Regions from separate parts of the Homo sapiens genome. Here region 1 is linked to region 2. Evidence: chromatin contacts called from ENCODE Hi-C data. All regions are on one chromosome and are shown on one strand. Each heading gives the region's core, a stretch centred on a gene start or an enhancer-like site at or near the end of the contact. The rest is flanking DNA. Distances are from core to core; before and after follow the strand shown.

The links. A loop is a pair of places that touch in the nucleus more often than their neighbours do. Pooled maps may share reads with other maps.
Region 1: a loop to region 2 is called in a pooled map, with 21 times the contacts of the local background. The contact joins the promoter of MRFAP1 here to the promoter of NSD2 in region 2. A Hi-C loop is called at or near these places in 7 of 50 pooled maps.

The regions. Positions count from the first base shown.
Region 1 is chr4:6,639,426-6,642,125 of GRCh38, reverse strand. MRFAP1 (Morf4 family associated protein 1) reads right to left here and starts at 1,441. Exons shown (of 2, transcript NM_033296.3): 1 at 868-1,441; 2 at 1-396. The coding sequence starts at 1,263. The coding sequence ends at 880. It overlaps LOC124900653 (a long non-coding RNA gene), which reads left to right and starts at 1,505. Exons shown (of 2, transcript XR_007058007.1): 1 at 1,505-1,606. RefSeq lists a silencer at 404-473 and an enhancer at 2,447-2,700.
Region 2 is chr4:1,869,786-1,872,661 of GRCh38, reverse strand. NSD2 (nuclear receptor binding SET domain protein 2) reads right to left here and starts at 1,269. Exons shown (of 22, transcript NM_001042424.3): 1 at 1,120-1,269. RefSeq lists silencers at 836-1,535, 1,586-1,815, 1,846-2,105 and an enhancer at 1,839-2,340.

The sequences.
Region 1 (2,700 bases), core at 192-2,691, 4.8 Mb before region 2:
GAGCTGGAGAACTCCAACTGTGAGTCTCATGTGTCACACACAGACCCAAAGTTCCAGGGAGCTATCAGGTCACACAAGAAATAGCAAAGCACCTCAAAAATTTAGAAATAACCACCAAAGCCCGGGAACAAATGTGACTGCTGCAAGAGCTTACAATCTAGGCCCTAATTCCTGTATGTGAGAGCATTTTCAAACAAAATTACTTCCCAAACAAAAACACGTTAACAATCGAAACTCATATTGAGGTCATCAACCACAGACCATAGCAGAAAACGTAGTGTTAAGTGAGACAGAGCATAGACAGGAAAAAAGAGAAAACAAAAGGCTCTCTGGTTTCGGCTTCTCCAGGGTGTCAGCCAATCTCCACCAGTTGACCAGAATCCATTGGCTGGAAACCTAAAGCACAATGGGAAGAAATTCATCATCGAGAGGTTAATCCCAGGCACAACGACCCCCAAACCCTCACGAACGCCACTGTGCAGGACGCCACCTCTTCTGGCCACCACCTGACTCACTCCAGTCTCTAGCAACGTTGACTTGTCCAACGTCTTCCCCGAAAATCCTCTATTTCCACCCCCGCTTGCTGGACGGCCCGGGACCTTGTCCGTTTCTGTTTCCTTGGCGACTCTGAGATTTATGACCCTTCCACTGAACACGCATCACGCCCAAACCCGGCCACTCTGATTATCCCACGCCGCCACCGTCAAAAAACAAAACACGAAGACGGGGCCCAGATCGGCCCTGACCCGAGCACGCCTTTATTCTCCCGCCCCACCCCCGATTCCGGTGCATCTCGATGAAATCATCGCTCTCGAAGAGCGGCCAAGCTGGGGCCGCTCCTCGGCCTGGCGCGGGTGCCCGACTTACCGCCGACCGCGCTCACGACGACTCGCTCTTCTCTATCCGCCGGACCAGCTCCACCAGCATCTCTGCCATCTTCGCAATCTCCTTGGCCTTCTCCTCGGCCTTCTCGCACCTCTTGGCCGCCCGGCCCTCGGCCGCGTCGCCCGGGTTCTGGAGGTGGTTGAGGGCGCTCTCCTCCGAGGCCTCCACCTGCGTTTTGATCTGGATGAGCATATTGTCCATCTCCCACAGCTTGCTCCGGTTCCGCAGGTACGCCCGCCCGTGCTCGCGCGTCAGCGACGCGATGTCCTCGCGCATCTCGTTGATGACCGGGAGCAGAAACTGCTCGAAATCCTCCTCGGGCTCCAGCACCTCCACTTCCTCCGGTTCCGCCAGCTCGACGATGTCCAGGGGCCGCATCTCTTCCCACTGCCTCGGAACCGCAATAGCGATGTCTGTTGGAGAGAGAAAACCGACACTCGCTATGCTTAGCAATAGAGAGCCCGAATATTCCTGAAAACTTTTACCCTTTTTCAACTTTTCTTCTCAGAGAAGCCACGGACAAGCGACTTACGCGCAGAGTAACGGCGAACAAAATGGAGTCCCGGCCGTCAACCAGCGCTCTGCGCGTTGCGGCCCCTTTCACGACACAGCCGGGCCTCTTTACGGTCAGGGGGGCGAGCTGCGGGCGCGCGCACGTCTAGAAAGAGAGGCACCGGCGGCGGCGTCGCGGCCGCACGGACGCGCACGCAGGCACGCGCAGGTACGGGACCGCACGCTCTCGCTCGTTCCTGCTTTCCCGTTACCTCTGTGCGTCACCCCTGTTTTACCCTGTGTTTGGAGGGTGGCCTCTTCTGGGTGTTTCCCTCCGATAGGGCTTCTTGAGCACGCGAGTTTACATTTTTTAAAAAGGCCTCCCGCACTTCCCAGGCGCGGTGGCTCACGCCTGTAATCTCAGCACGTTGGGAGGCGAGGTGGGTGGATGGCTTGAGGTCAGGAATTCGAGACCAGCCTGGCCGACATGGCGAGACCCCGTCTCTACCAAAAATACAAAAATTAGCCGGGCGTCGTGTTGCACGCGTGTAACCCCAGCTGCTTGGGAGGCTGAGACAATCGTTTGAAAACGGGAGGCGGAGGTTGCAGTGAGCCCATATCGCGCCACTGCTCTCCAGCCTGTGCATCAGAGTGAGACTCCGTCGCAAAATAAATAAATAAAATATAAATGAAAATTAAAAAGGGCCTTCCACACTAGAAGAGGAGGATCCTACGTGATAATGCAGCTACCCCAGGTGGACGCTTAAAGCCCCTTCCTTTCACGCAGGGGGACCTGAGTCCCCTCAGCCGTTTTATTTACTTTTTTTTTTTTTTTTTTTGGAGACAGAGTCTGGCTCTATCGCCCAGGCTGGAGTGCAGTGGCACGATCTCGGCTCACTGCAAACTCCACCTCCGGGGTTCACACCATTCTCCTGCCTCAGCCTCGCGAGTAGCTGGGACTACAGGCGCCTGCCACCGCACCCGGCTAATTTTTTGTATTTTTAGTAGAGACGGGGTTTCACCGTGTTAGCCAGGATGGTCTCGATCTCCTGACCTCGTGATCCATCCACCTCGGCCTCCCAAAGTGCTGGGATTACAGGCGTAAGCCACCGTGCCGGGCCTTATTTACTTATTATTATTTAAAAAGTTTTTTTTTTTTATTGAGGCAGGGTCTCGGTCTGTCGCCCAGGCTGGAGTCCAGTGGTGGGATCATGGCTCACTGCAGCCTTGATCTTCTGGCCTCAAGTGATCCTTCCACTTCGGGCCTCCCAAAGTGCAGAGATTACAGGCATGAGCCGTGCGCCTGGCCCTTTCTGCCTTTTT
Region 2 (2,876 bases), core at 20-2,519:
GTCTTGTCTTCACAGGGTCTGCGCGCTCTCTCTCTCTCTCTCTCTCTCTCTCTCTCTCTCTCTCTCTCTCACACACACACACACACACACACACACAAAATACACGTTATCTACCTAAAAACGATTAACGTCACCACATCAGTTTTGATACTATGTTTCCACTTGAATGTCAAAGCCCATCGTGGGCACAGAAAGATTCGTGCTGCAATGGGTCCTATACAATACCCTCATCCATTTTATTTCTACCGAAACTTAAGACCAGCATTTTTTAAACGCCGAGATTTTAAACCACGGTTCCTGTGAGTGGAGCAAAACCAGCCATTAAGTCGCCAGGTCCCATCTCATGCACTGAGGCTTCAAGGACTATCAATCTGCATCCTGGGGCGAGGGGAACATCCCAGGCGGAGGCCCGGACGCCGAGGGCGCGCAGCCCCCCAGCAGGGTACCCACACCCGGCTCACCCCCGCCTCCACCTGCCAAGGGCCGGACCGCGGCCCGGCTTCCCGGGGGAGCGTCCGCGCTGACCAACGCCCGGGCGCCGCGAGTGTCAACGCCAGACACCGCCTGCAAACAAAAAGCGACCCTCGGCCCGACCCCTGGCCCCGGCGCCGGCCCCGGGACCCCAACCTGCCCCTCCCACCGCGGCCGCCCCGGACCGGGGGCGCCGCACAAAGGCCGGCCCGACCCGCTCGGCGCCGCGGGAACAAAGGCGGCCGCCTCGGCCGGGCCGGGCACAGGTGCAGCCGCAGGGCCCGGCCGGGCCCAACATGGCCGCGCCCGCCCGCCCGGCCCCGTTAGCCGCCGCCGCCCGCAGGCCGCCGCCCCTCCCCTGCCCGGACTCGTCCCGGCCTCCGCGGTCCGCCCGGTCCTCCCGCCGGCCCTCAGGCCTCCGCGGTCCTCGCGGTCCCCACGACCCTCTCAGGCCGCCCGGCCTCCCGGTCCCCCAGCCCCTGAGCCGGCCCCTCAGGCCTCCTCAGTGCCCCCACTCCTCCCGGCGCTCCCGCCCCCTCAGGCCTCCGCGGTCCTCCCCGCCGCCCCTCAGGCCTCCCACAGCCCGGCCTCCCGGCCCCAGCCCCGGCGGTTGGCGGCCCGCGACTGTTGGGCGGGCGCCCCAGTGACCTGCGGTGCGTCGCATCCTCGGCGGGCGGCTCTCCGGAGCGGCAGGCTGGGAGGGGGCCGGGGCCGTGCGGCGGTAGGGCCCAGGCGGGGAGGGGGCGGCGGCGGCGGCGGGCGCAGCGCGGCCAGGCCGAGGCTCTCGCGCGCGGCGCCGACCCCGCCCCCGCGCCTCCCGCCCGCCGCCGCCGCCGCAGCCGGGGCCGCCGCCGCCTCGCAGAAGCCGCGGGAAAAGTGCGCGCCGCTGATTGGCTGCCGCGCTCGCGGGGCCCGCGGACCGGGCTTTTCAAATCCGCGCCGGGGCCGCGCACGGGCGGGGCGGGCAGGCACGCGGCGGGTGGGGGCCGCGCGGGCGGGCGGGGCTGGCAGCGCCGGGAGGGCCGGGCCGCGGGCCCCGCGAGCCGCCTCAGAGTAGCGCCGGGCGCGCGCCCTGCTCCCGCTACTCGGCGGCGCGCACCCGGCCCAGACCCGGCGCCCGCGGGCGCCGCGCTCAGTGACGTCACGATCCGCGCCCAATCACCGTCCGGAGCCGGCGCCCCCGAGCCGTGGGCGCGCGGCCGCGGAGGCTGGCGTTGGGCGCGCGGCCCGCCCGCGCGGGTCCCCAAGCTCCTGTCCCGTGAGAGGGGCGCGGGGCCTGGGGCCCGCGGGAGGCTGCTAGCGGCGTCCGCCTCGCGGAGCGGCAGTGCGGGGACGGGTGGGGAAACCGCCGCAGAGGCCCCGCCGTGGCGGGCCCGGAGCCTCAGAACAGACGTGGCGGAGAGGGTCAGACGCCACGACGGGGCAGGGCAGGGCGTCGTGCTCTTCCCGCCTAACGGCCGCAGGGCGTGAACGAGTCCCCCGGGCGAGGGTCCGACCCGGAGCTGGGCGCGGCTGCGGGAGGACCGCTCGCGAGGGGAGGACGCCTGGTCCAGGGGCGCTACCCCAGCGCCGCTGCGGTAGAGCCGGGCTTCAGGGGGTGGCGCGGGCGACTGCGTGCGGCACAGGGAGGAGGAGGAAGCGGCGCGGGCGAGCGGGGAAGTCAGACGCTGCAAAAAGTGGGCGGGCCGGGCGGTTGAAGCCGGTGTGATTTGCTGCCCGCCGCCCATGGAAGTTCGGCTCCTGCCTCCAGGTGCTGCCGGAGCCGGCGGCCTTGGGTTTTCTGTCACGCAGGTTCAGGGAGCCGGGAACACCTTCGGCCTTGAGCCTTAGTGTCTGCTCGAGCTTTACAGGCCCAGCTTGAGCCCTCGCTGAGAAGCGGGCCCAGGGGAGCCTGGCGAGAGTTTGGTCAAGGAGAGCTTTGTGAAAGTGCGCTACCCGGGCTATAGAACGACACCTCAGCCCAGGTCCTGCCTCCCCGGACCCACCTCCAGCCACCAAGGAGTGGCCACAGTTCACCTCCTCTTCCTCTCCCGCGCCGCCTCCGCTGCTGTCCCTTCACAGGTGCTGGGCCCCTGTATGGGTTGAGTTGTGGCCCCCCCAAAAAAACAAGGGTTGCTGCAAGACTTACTATAAGGCTACAGTAATTGAGACATTGTGGTACTGGTGGAAAAATACACAAATAGATCCATGAACAGAATAGAGAACCCGGATATAGACCACATAATGGAGTCAGCTGAGCTTGACTCTAGGAAATGGAATGGAGAAAAGACAGTCTTTTCGACAAATGGTGCTGGAACAACTGGATGTCCACATGCAAAAAAAAATCAGGCTAGACACAGACTTTACACCCTTAACAAAAATTAATTCAAAATGGAGCCAAGGCCAGTGGCTCACACCTGTGAGAA